2 separate regions of the Homo sapiens genome follow, and region 2 is linked to region 1. The links are chromatin loops, found by intact Hi-C in ENCODE. Cell type or tissue: IMR-90. All regions are shown on one strand. Each heading gives the region's core, and the rest is flanking DNA. Links, peaks and the distances in the headings are about the cores only.

Region 1 (5,662 bases), core at 295-5,294:
GTCTTTTCTTGTGGAACTTCTGCTAGATAAATATTACATCTCTTAGTCTATCTTTGATGCCTAAACCTCTTTATATTTTAAATTTCTTTTTTTTTCTGTACCTGACCAACTGGAAGGGGAAAGACAGATTTTTATACAGTATACGGACATTTTAAAAGATTTTATAAGCAGGTGTGAATAAATATAATACAACTGACCACTTAAATATATAGAAAAGTTTTCTGTATCATAGAAATTATAAAAAATTTTTCCAAGGCAAAGGACACAAAAACCGCACAGTCTTCTAGGTAACAAATATAAAAACAAAAATTTCCGTATGTTAAATACAAACCACTTTGAGATTGAAGCAGATAAATGCTCTTTTGCTTAAAAAAATACATTCTATGTGATTTTTCTTTTAGTTTACTAAGAAAAATTGGAATTAACATTGTAATTGTTAACCATATTATGCATTTTTATAAAAAGAGGAAATGCTCTAGGAATACTTCTAACTATGCAGTTTTCTACAAGCTTTGTGACCTCCTCCCATCCTCTAATCATATATCCTGAAATAAAAAGGAAAAGCAACAAAAACAATTTTTGAAATATGTTTTATTGATCTCTTCCTGCAATAATCACTATGATCCCAAACTTGGAGATACCAGCCAAACTTAACTACATGCCCATTTGATTGTTTTCTTTACAGCTATACCATTTCATTCCTTCTCTTTGACCAGAACTTCTCATGAGATCAGCACCAGCTGCATTGCAATAGGATTGCTTTCCTAGTAATTTTCAATGGAAAACATAAACAAGTTTAAACCTTTTACCATTAGACCTGAAAAATAGTAAAAACAAGAAAATATGTCTCTACATAAAAAGAACTAAAATCCTTAGTGGCTGATGTCACCTACAAGAGATGAAGATACAATTGATCAGAGGAGGTCAAACTTGGAAAATTCAGTTTCGCTAAAAGAAAACAAAGGTCAAAATATTTTATGTGGATAAATAACCCTGACAACTGTAGAAGATTTTCTACTTCACATGGAATGGTTTCCTAACAAAAAAGTCTGGGCCAGGCATGGTGGCTCACATTTATAATCCCAGCATTTTGGGAGGCCAAGGCGATTGGATCACAAGGTCAGGGGATCGAGACCATCCTGGCCAACATGATGAAACCCTGTCTCTACTAAAATTAGCTGGGTGTGGTGGTGAGTGCCTGTAATCCCAGCTACTCAGGAGGCTGAGGCAGGAGAATTGCTTGAGCATGAGAGGCGGAGGTTGCAGTGAGCCGAGATCATGCCACTGCACTCCAGTCTGGTGATAGAACGAGACTCTGTCGAAAAAAAAAAAAAGGGTCTGAATGCTCACTAAAATATGTGGTATCAAGCTTTCCACATATCTCTACAATTAATTATTCTCTTTCTCAGTATTACTGAACACATCAGCTAGCATTTGCTGAGTGCCTATGATGGTCAAGGTCACAAACTGTTCCCACGTTAACATTCCTAACTGGCTGTATTAGTCTGTTCTCACACTGCTATAAAAATACTACCTGAGACTGGGTAATTTATGAAGAAAAGATGTTTAATTGACTCAGTTCGGCATGTTTCTGTCGCCTAGGCTGGAGTGCAGTGGTGCAATCTCGGCTCACTGAAACCTCTGCCTCCGGGGTTCAGGCAATTGTCTTGCCTCAGCCTCCCCGAGGAGCTGGGACTACAGACGTACACCAATACGTCTGGCTAATTTTTTGCATTTTTAGTAGAGATGGGGTTTCACCATGTTGGCCAGGCTCATCTTGAACTCCTGACATCAGGTGATCCGCCTGCCTCTGCCTCCCAAAGTGCTAGGATTACAGGCGTGAGTCACTGCACACGGCCAGAAAACTTTCATAGTGGAAGGCAGAGGGAAGCAAGGCACAAGTTATATGGTGGCAGGACAGACAGTGAAAGAAAGAATGAAAGGTGAAGCCAGCTGGACTTCCTGGGTTGAGTAGGGACTTGGAGAACTTTTCTGTCCAGCAAGAGGATTGTAAGATGCACCAATCAGCGCTCTGTAAAAAGGCACCAATCAGCGCTCTGTAGCTAGCAAGAGGACTGTAAAATGCACCAATCAGCGCTCTGTAAAACACACCAATCAGCCAGATCCTAAAAGTAGCCAATCACAGGGAGGATTGAAAAAAGGGCACTCTGATAGGACAAAAACGGAACATGGGAGGGGACAAATAAGGGAATAAAAGCTGGCCACTCCAGCCAGCAGTGGCAACCTGCTCGGGTCCCCTTCCAAGCTGTGGGAACTTTGTTCTTTCACTCTTCACAATAAACCTTGCTACCACTCACTCTTTGGGTCCATGCCATCTTTAAGAACTATAACACTCACCACAAAGGTCCACGGCTTCATTCTTGCAGTCAGCAAGACCACAAACCCACCAGAAGGAACCAACTCCAGACACACAGGGAAGTGCCACACTTAAAACCATTAGCTCTCCTGAAGACTCCCTCACTGTTACAAGAACAGCATGGGGAAACCGCCCCCATGATCCAATCGCCTCCCACCAGGACCCTCCCCTGACACATGGGAATTACAATTTGAGATGAGATTTGGGTGAGGACATAGAGCCAAACCATATCATTAGCTACAGATTTCTTCTGGGTTTACAGCAGCAATATGATTAAAGAGAAAAAGAGAGAGAGAGAGAGAGAGCTACACTTCTATATAGTGGACCACACTATTAATGTTTATAGATACCATAGAGAAGTAGCCCGAAAAAAATTTCTTCACCCTCCTATAATGTCAAACAGACACTTCCAGCTAAATGATAATTTTTCTCTCCTTTGGTTTGAAAATGGGAAAGGTCACTTTGAAAGCAAATAAATGATCCATTTGTTCAGGATTGGATATCAATATATGCTCTTTACATTTAGATTGCTTTTATTTGTGCAGACTTGGGAATAGGCATGTCACTGCAGCACAGAAAAGGAAGATATAGACATCATTTAAAATCATTTTATATTAAAAAGTTGTCTTGCATTCCTTGGCCATTTGGAAACTCCAGATCCTTCTTCTCACTTAAGTTGCTGTAGAAATTACTATCTCTAATCCTACCCCTGTACTTCTGCAAGGGAAGTGCAGATAGTTTCTATGGAAGATGGGGATAAAACTAACTAATGTACCCTAAGTATCAGAGATGACTCAAATACAAACCTGGAGCCAGCTACTGCATCATCTCCATGCTTCCCTGACTCAAAGAGAAGCAGTCTTACTCCTTCTGGCTTGCCCTTTGTCCTCCTGCCAACTGACAGCTGTGGTGAGAAAGATTCTGTACTGACCCTTCCTCCCATAGTCTCCCTAATCATTAGTATGAATTGTGAGAATATAAAAAACAAGAATCCCATTCCACAGTCTCAGTCATGTTAAGCAGCATTGTGTAGGGAGAAGCAAAACAGAACTTCAACAAATAGTCCTTTACTAGGCAAAAGCTATCCTGAGGTAACCCCATTCTAAATTGCTCAGAAACACTAATACAGGAATTTAAGAGAAATGAAAACATTAACACTGATTACAGCATCTCTAGAATATGTAACAAATTGTATACTGAAGATCCCCTGAAGAATGTCATCTCTCTCATGGATACAGACGGGTCTGTAAAATAGCTGTGGCATTTTAATGCTAGTGCATTCTAAAGTTCCAGATGACAGCTGCATAGCCAACATTTTAAAGTGATCAGAAAATTCACGCTACACAATGGTCACAGCTGGACCCATCGATCAAATTGTTTTTGCTCAAATGAGATTCAGTAGTTGTTAGATAATTAAACACTGCATGTTCTGGACTTGAAGATTTTCGTCATGGGAGCTAGATTTGGAAGGAAACAAAATATAAAGCTTTCCCTGTTGCTTTAGCCTGAGATAAAGATTCTTAAAGCCCTGCATGATTCTAGGGCATTAACAGTGTCTCCTTGCAGAGCTGTGCCCTATAATTGTTGTTGGCTATATTGGTCATTAAAATTGAGAACATTTAACTGTTGGGGATTGAATTAAAATACTAATATCCATTCTTGTGAAAGCAGAGTGTTCAGTATGATTAAGAGGTTTTACTCCATTCTCCTGCAGGCTCCAAACTGAATTATCATGCAGAAAGAAGCTTGTGGCCCCAGTGGTCTCATATATGATGAACACTGGTTCCACCACTTCCACATTTATGTGCAATATGTCAGTTAAGATGACTTTCACGGCTGGGCGTGGTAGCTCCTTGTAATCCCAGCTCCTGGGGAGGCCAAGACAAGGGGATTGCCTGAGCTCAGGAGTTCTAGGCTGTAGTGAGCTATGATTGTGCCACTGTACTCCAGCCTGAGCAACAGAGCAAGACTCTGTCTAAAAATAAATAAATAAATAAAATAGACTTTCACTGGAGGACACACAGAAAACTCTGATTTTAATGGTTTAAATGATGACAGTATAAATTTTTAAAATCTGATATAAAGGAATGGTCCCAAGTTCAGTACAATCAAGGTTCAGTTCCGCTTTCATGAGATTGTCTTGGCTCTGTCCTCCCACTATTTTGTTTTGTTTTTAGCTAATAATTATTAACACTATCTATGTGCCAGCCTTAGTTTAAGTACCTCAGATATGTTTTAATTCATGTATTCTTCACAATAGTCCTATGAAGTTGACCCCTTATTTTTATTTTTACAAATGAAGGAACTTTAAATACATATTAACTCATGTATCCTCAAATATTCTCTGAAATAAGCACTAATATTACACATTTTACAGAAAGGGTAAATGAGGCACAGAGAGATTAGCCAACTAACACAAGACCATGTAGCTAGCAAGGGGCGGCGTTGGAATTTGAAGCCAGATTTTGACTCCAAATCCAGTATTCTTCACTATTAGGCCATCTAACCTCATTGTCTCAAGATGTAACTGCAGCTGCAGGGATTCCTTTCATACCTGACCATGTTGGTGTATAAGGGTGGAGGGGCTCACTCTCTTGTCTACATTTTTAAGAGCAAAAAGATCTTTACCAGAGGATCCCCTGCAGAACTTCACTCAGGTCTCAATTGCCAGGACTGTGACACTTGCCCAACCTGAATGATCAGCAAAGGGGACAGACCCACTGTGATGGGCTCACGCTCTCACCAGTCACTACCGAAGCCTCCTGGAGAAGAAAAACCAGGGCAATATTAATGCTCTGCCAGCAAGAAAACAGGGCACAATGGATGCTTGCTTAACAAGCAAAGATGTTGCCTATAGGCATCCACTGTAATGCTTAGGTTCAGGGAATATTGAAATGTGGGCTGAGTATATGAAATCAAACACCCCTTAGCTGCCCTTTCTTTGGAATTTCAAATCATGAAATCATTATGCCAGACAAATACCAGGAAAGAGTAGTGCCTGAAGCAATTGTATTCTCCCTTGAATACTTGTTACACCAGAAATTCATTCTTTCCTTTAATACATATTTGTTGAAAACCTTCTATGTGCCATTTTTATGGTACTAGAAATACAATGGTGAACAAGCAGATATAGTCAGCCTTTGTGGAGTTTACATTGTATTAGAAAAAAAATTAAGTAAATATATAAATGAACACTGATTGCAATTGCAGAGTAAAGCATTAGAGAAATGGGAGTGAGGTTAGTCAAGCAATGCTCTGAGAAGGTAACCTTTGGATCAAGGCTTA
Region 2 (5,662 bases), core at 401-5,400, 500 kb before region 1:
GTCTTTAGGAATTCTCTTTTTTTGTTGTGTCTCTACCAGGCTTTGGTATCAGGATGATGCTGGCCTCATAAAATGAGTTAGGGAGGATTCCCTCTTTTTCTGTTGATTGGAATAGTTTCAGAAGGAATGGTACCAGCTCCTCTTTGTACCTCTGATAGAATTTGGCTGTGAATCCATCTGGTCCTGGACTTTTTTTGATTGGTAGGCTATTAATTATTGCCTCAATTTCAGAGCCTGTTATTGGTCTATTCAGGGATTCAACTTCTTCCTGGTTTAGTCTTGGGAGGATGTATGTGTCAAGGAATTTATCCATTTCTTCTAGATTTTCTAGTTTATTTTCATAGAGGTGTTTATAGTATTCTCTGATGGTAGTTTATATTTCTGTGGGATCAGTGGTGATATCCCCTTTATCATGCTACTATAAAGACACATGCATAAGTATGTTTATTGCAGCACTATTCACAATAGCAAAGACTTGGAACCAACCCAAAAGTCCATCAATGATAGACAGGATTAAGAAAATGTGGCACATATATACCATGGAATACTATGCAGCCATAAAAAAGGATGAGTTCATGTCCTTTCTAGGGACATGGATGAAGCTGGAAACCATCATTCTCAGCAAACTATCACAAGGACAGAAAACCAAACACCGCATGTTCTCACTCATAGGTGGGAATTGAACAATGAGAACACTTGGACACAGGGTGGGGAACATCACACACCGGGGCCTGCCCTCGGGTGGGGGAGGGGGGAGGCATAGCATTAGGAGATATACCTAATGTAAATGACGAGTTGTTGGGTAAAGCAAACCACCATGGCACATGTATACATATGTAACAAACCTGCACATTGTGCACATGTACCCTAGAACTTAAAGTATAATAAAAAAAAATTAAAAAAATATGTAGCCCAGCCATGTGGTAGAAAAGAAAAACCTATTTTCTAGGGACAAATTCAAGACTGCTGCAGAAATTTGCATAAATAAAGAGGAGCCCAATGTTAATAGCCAAGACAATGGGGAAAATGTTTCCAAGGCATTTCAGAGACCTGTATGGAAGACCCTCCTATAACAGGTCCAGAGGCCGAGAAGGGAAAAATGGTTTTGTGGGCCAGGCCGAGTGCACAAATTTTCTCTCCAGCCTCTGGACACAGTGCCCTGAGTCCCAGCTGCTCCAGCTCCAGTCATGGCTAAAAGAGGCCAAGGTACAGCTTGGGCCATGGCTTCACAGGGTGCTAGCCCCAAGCCTTGGTGGCTTTCATGTGGTTTCGGGCCTGCAGTTGCACAGAAAACAATAACTGAGGTTTGGGAACCTCTACCCAGATTTCAGAGGATATATGGAAATGCCTGCATGTCCAGGCAGAAGTCTGCTGCAGGGGCAGAACCATCATAGAGAACCTCTACTAGGGCAGTTCAGAGGGGAAATGTGGAGTTGGAGCCCCCATAAAGAGTTTCTACTGGGGCACTGCCTAGGGGAGCTGTGAGAAGAAGGCCACCATCCTTCAGACCCCAGAATGGTAGATCCACTGACAGCTTACACTGTGTGCCTGGAAAAGCTGCAGACACTCAATGCCAGCCCGTGAAAGCAGCAGGGAGGAAGGCTGTACCCTGAAAAGCCATAGGGGCAGAGCTGCCCATGACCATGGGAACCTACTTCTTGCATCAGCTTGACCTGGATGTGAGACCTGGAGTCAAAGGAGATCATTTTGGAGCCTTAAGATTTGACTGCCCTGTTGGATTTTGGACTTGCAAGGGGCCTGTAGCCCATTTGTTTTGGCCAATTTCTCCCATTTGGAATGGGCATATTTAGCCAATGCTGTATTCCCGTTGTAACTAAGAAGTAACTAGCTTGCTTTTGATTTTACAGGCTGATAGGTGGAAGGGACTTGCCTTGTCTCGGATGAGACTTCGGACTGTGGACTTTTGACTTAATGCTGAAATGAGTTACGACAATGGGGGACTGCCCCGGCCAGAACTTCTAATACTATATTGAATAGGAATGGTGAGAGAGGGCATCTTTGTCTTGTGCTGGTTTTCAAGGGGAATGCTCCCATATTTTGCCCATTCAGTATGTTGTTGGCAATGGGTTTGTCATATATGACTGTTATTTTAAGATATGTTCCTTCAATACCCAGTTTACTGAGAATTTTTAACATGAATGCCCTTTGCATTATCCTTTGTTAGTGTGTAGAAATACAAGTGGTTTTTGTATGTTAACTTTGCATTGTGCAATTTTACTACACTTGTCTATTAGTTCTAACAGCTGTGTGTTGGTGTGTGTGTGTGTGTGTGTGTGTGTGTGCAATCTTTAGAACTTTCTACATATAAGAAAATGTCATTTGCAGACATCAGTTTTACTTCTTTCTTTCCAATTTGAATGCCTTTTATTTCTTTTTCTGGCCTAACTGCTTTGGTTAGGACTTCTAGTCCAAATTTATAATTTTATGTTTTGTTTTTCGAGACAGGGTCATTCTCTGTCACCTAGGCTAGAGTGCAGTGGTGTGATCATTGCTCACTGTAACCTAGAAACTCCTGGGCTCAAGCAATCCTCCTGCCTGGATCTCACAAACACAAGGACTGCAGGTGCGTGCCACCACACCCAGTTCTTTTTTTTCTTTTTTTTTTTTTGTAGAGATGGGGTCTTACTATGTTGTCCAAGCTGGTCTTGAACTCTTGGCCTCCAAGGATCCTCCTACCTTGGCCTTCCAAAGTACTGGGATCATAGACATGAGCCACTGTGCCTAGCTAAGTTTACAACTTGTAACAGTAGGTAGTGTTCTTTTATTATAGAATGATTATTCTGCTGTCACCTGTTGGTAGATATGAGTGTGGAATTACATTTCCACTTTGAGGGGTTCATACTCAATGATTAATGAAAACCTTTTTCTCTTTAGTACTAATGATAATATTACTAATTTACTGCTTTTATTTTACAGATTACAACTTGGTAGGTAATTTTACTTTACTCAGTGAAATATTTTTTCAAATGGAGTTATTATTGTTATATGTGTCTCTAGAATTGTCCAAAAATATCTGTCCCAAAGCAATTAATAAAACTTTTGCTCTCATTAGAAATAGACTATAAGGTGTTGTAAAATATAAACCTTGCTTGTCTTCTGTGACTAGCTAGCTATGAGTTTCACTGTATTTGATCTCTGATAATTGTTTATAAACAATCCAGTTTTGAAAAGATCTTTTTCAGACCTATTTCAGTTTAACTATAAATAAAAACTCCTTGAATATATCACTACTCTCATGTTCAACGTGCATCTGTCATCCAGTGATTAATCTTTGGATGACTTTTTTGAGTGCTAAAGTTACTTTATTAGAAAGTCCAGCAAAGAGAAATACAGTTTTGTTACTGGAAAAATTTCTTTTTCATCATAGTTCATCACATCTGACTTAGACAATCACATTTCTTGCAAGTCTGTTTTTTCCTCTACATAGAACTGTCTCCACTTAAGAAGTTTTAAAAATGCCTACTTTGTGCATAATACTATAAAAGCTAAATCAAATTATTCCCTTTTATTATATTGGCATGTCTCATCTTGAATCACTTTTGCAATATTACTCTTGCTATTGATTTATTCATTCAAACGAGATTGATTGAGCACCAGAGAGCACTAGGCTGAGTACTGGGATGAAATAAATAAATAAATGTGAATGGCAAAAATCTCATAGCCAAGGCATGTAACAGACACGTCATCCTCTGAGTAAAATACATTGTAAAAATATGTATAATGAGATGGCCAAAGTCTTCATTTTTCTACTAGTGTCCTTGACTTCACACATTGTCTTTCAACTCTCTAAAATGCTCTTTATCATAATTCATCATTAAACTCATTCTAACATCCTTTGAAATTGCTCTGATGAAACCTCCATTAGGCAGATTTTATTCTTCTTCCCAAATTCAGGGTAGAAGGGAGGTTCTTCACCTTCTTGCTGTTTCACATCAGATCACTAATCAAATTAATTGTATGATAAGTTAGTCTTCCCTCTAGACTAAATTTTTCAGTGATGGGTTATAAAATTTTCTTATATACCCTCAACTAAACCTGTGCATAGGAAGTGCTTGAAGTGGCTTAGTGCCTACATGAAACAGTAAGTCCTAGAGTGTGAGAGCATACAAAAGTGAAAACAGTTAACTCTGCTGTTATTGAAGCTGGGCCAGGGAGCAGTCAGGAAACCTTCCTAGAAACGATGACATTTAGATCTTTTCAATGAGGAAATAGAAAGAAAAGGGTATGTCCGGGAAAAGAGCACTTCATTACACAGATAATAAATGTAAAAATTTTAGTTTTAGAAATTTCTCTGCAGTTTTTGATAACCATTTTTTCCTCCCTAAAATATCCTGTGTACTTTCAGATATATTACATATTACAGTTTCCAAATCTACTGTATAATTTGACTTAAAATGCCTCATTTCTCTTCTCTGTCATTTACTGTATGTTTTACAGTGATCACAATAAAATAAAAGTAGAAATCAATAACAGAATGGATATTAGAAAGTGCAAAAGTTCATGGAAGTTAAAGAACATGCTCCCAAACAGTGAACAGGTCAATGAAGAAGTAAAAAAGGAGTTAAAAATTTCCTTGAACAAAAATGGAAATACAGCATACCAAACTTATGGGATACAGTAGAAACAGTTCTAGAAGGGAAGTTGATAGAAATAAATGCCTACATCATACAAGTAGAAAGATTTCAAATAAACAACCTAATGATGTACCTCAGAGAACTAGAAAAATAAGAACAAACCAAACCCCGAACTAGTAGATGAAAAAAAATAATACAGGTCAGAGCACAAATAAATAAATTAAGACTAAGAAATTACAAAGGATCAACAAAATAAAAAGGTTGTTTTTTGAAAGGACAAACAAAACCAACAAACCTTTAGCTAGACTAAGAAAAAGAGAATAACTAAATAAAATCACCGTTGTAAAACGAGACATTAGAACTGATACCACAGATCGTTAGATATTATCATAAACACATTAGATATTAGAAATTATTGTTAGATATTATCATAAATACCTATATGCAAACAAATAGGAAAACCTAGAAGAAATGGATAGATTCCTGGACACATACAACCTCCCAAGAATGAACTATGAAGAAACAGAAAACATGAACAGACCAATAATGAGTAACGAGATTGAAACAGTAATAAAGTCTCCCTTCAAATAAAAACCCAGGACCCGATGGCTTCCCTGCTCAATTCTAACAAACATTTAAAGAAGAACAAACACAAATTCTACTCAAATTATTCCAAAAAAATTCAAGAAGAGGAAACTTCAAAATTCATTCCATGAGGTTGTCATTACCCTGATATCAAATGCAGATAAGGAAATAACAACAACAAAAAAAGCATAAGCTGACATACCAGATGAATGTAGATGCAAAAATCATCAGCAAAATACTAGCAAAATGAACTCAATAACACAAGATCATTAACAAGTTCATTTGTCATGATCAAGAGTGATTTATCCCATGGATGCAAGGATGGTTGAACATATGCAAATCAATTAGTAGAACACATAAAATTAATAGATAAAAACAAAAACCATTTACTAGTTTCAATGTATGCTGAAAACGCATTTGGTAAAACTCAACATCCCTTCATGATAACAATTCTCAGCAAACTGGGTGTAGAAGGAAAACAC

Evidence for each region. A loop is a pair of places that touch in the nucleus more often than their neighbours do. Peaks named below come from ENCODE experiments on the same cell type or tissue, not always from the same donor. Only the 100,000 strongest peaks of a DNase experiment are listed, where the experiment ranks them.
Region 2: a loop joins it to region 1, with 3 times the contacts of the local background. A loop is called at or near these places in 2 of 110 quality-filtered maps.

Annotation. Positions count from the first base shown.
Region 1 is chr4:155,964,887-155,970,548 of GRCh38, reverse strand. No RefSeq gene overlaps it. Among named protein-coding and RNA genes, the nearest start is that of CTSO, 14 kb to the right of the region's middle. In IMR-90, for the core only: no CTCF peak of the experiment used is centred there; a DNase peak (open chromatin) is centred at 3,228; H3K27ac peaks cover 798 bases.
Region 2 is chr4:156,462,474-156,468,135 of GRCh38, reverse strand. No RefSeq gene overlaps it. Among named protein-coding and RNA genes, the nearest start is that of LINC02272, 180 kb to the left of the region's middle. In IMR-90, for the core only: no CTCF peak of the experiment used is centred there; no DNase peak of the experiment used is centred there.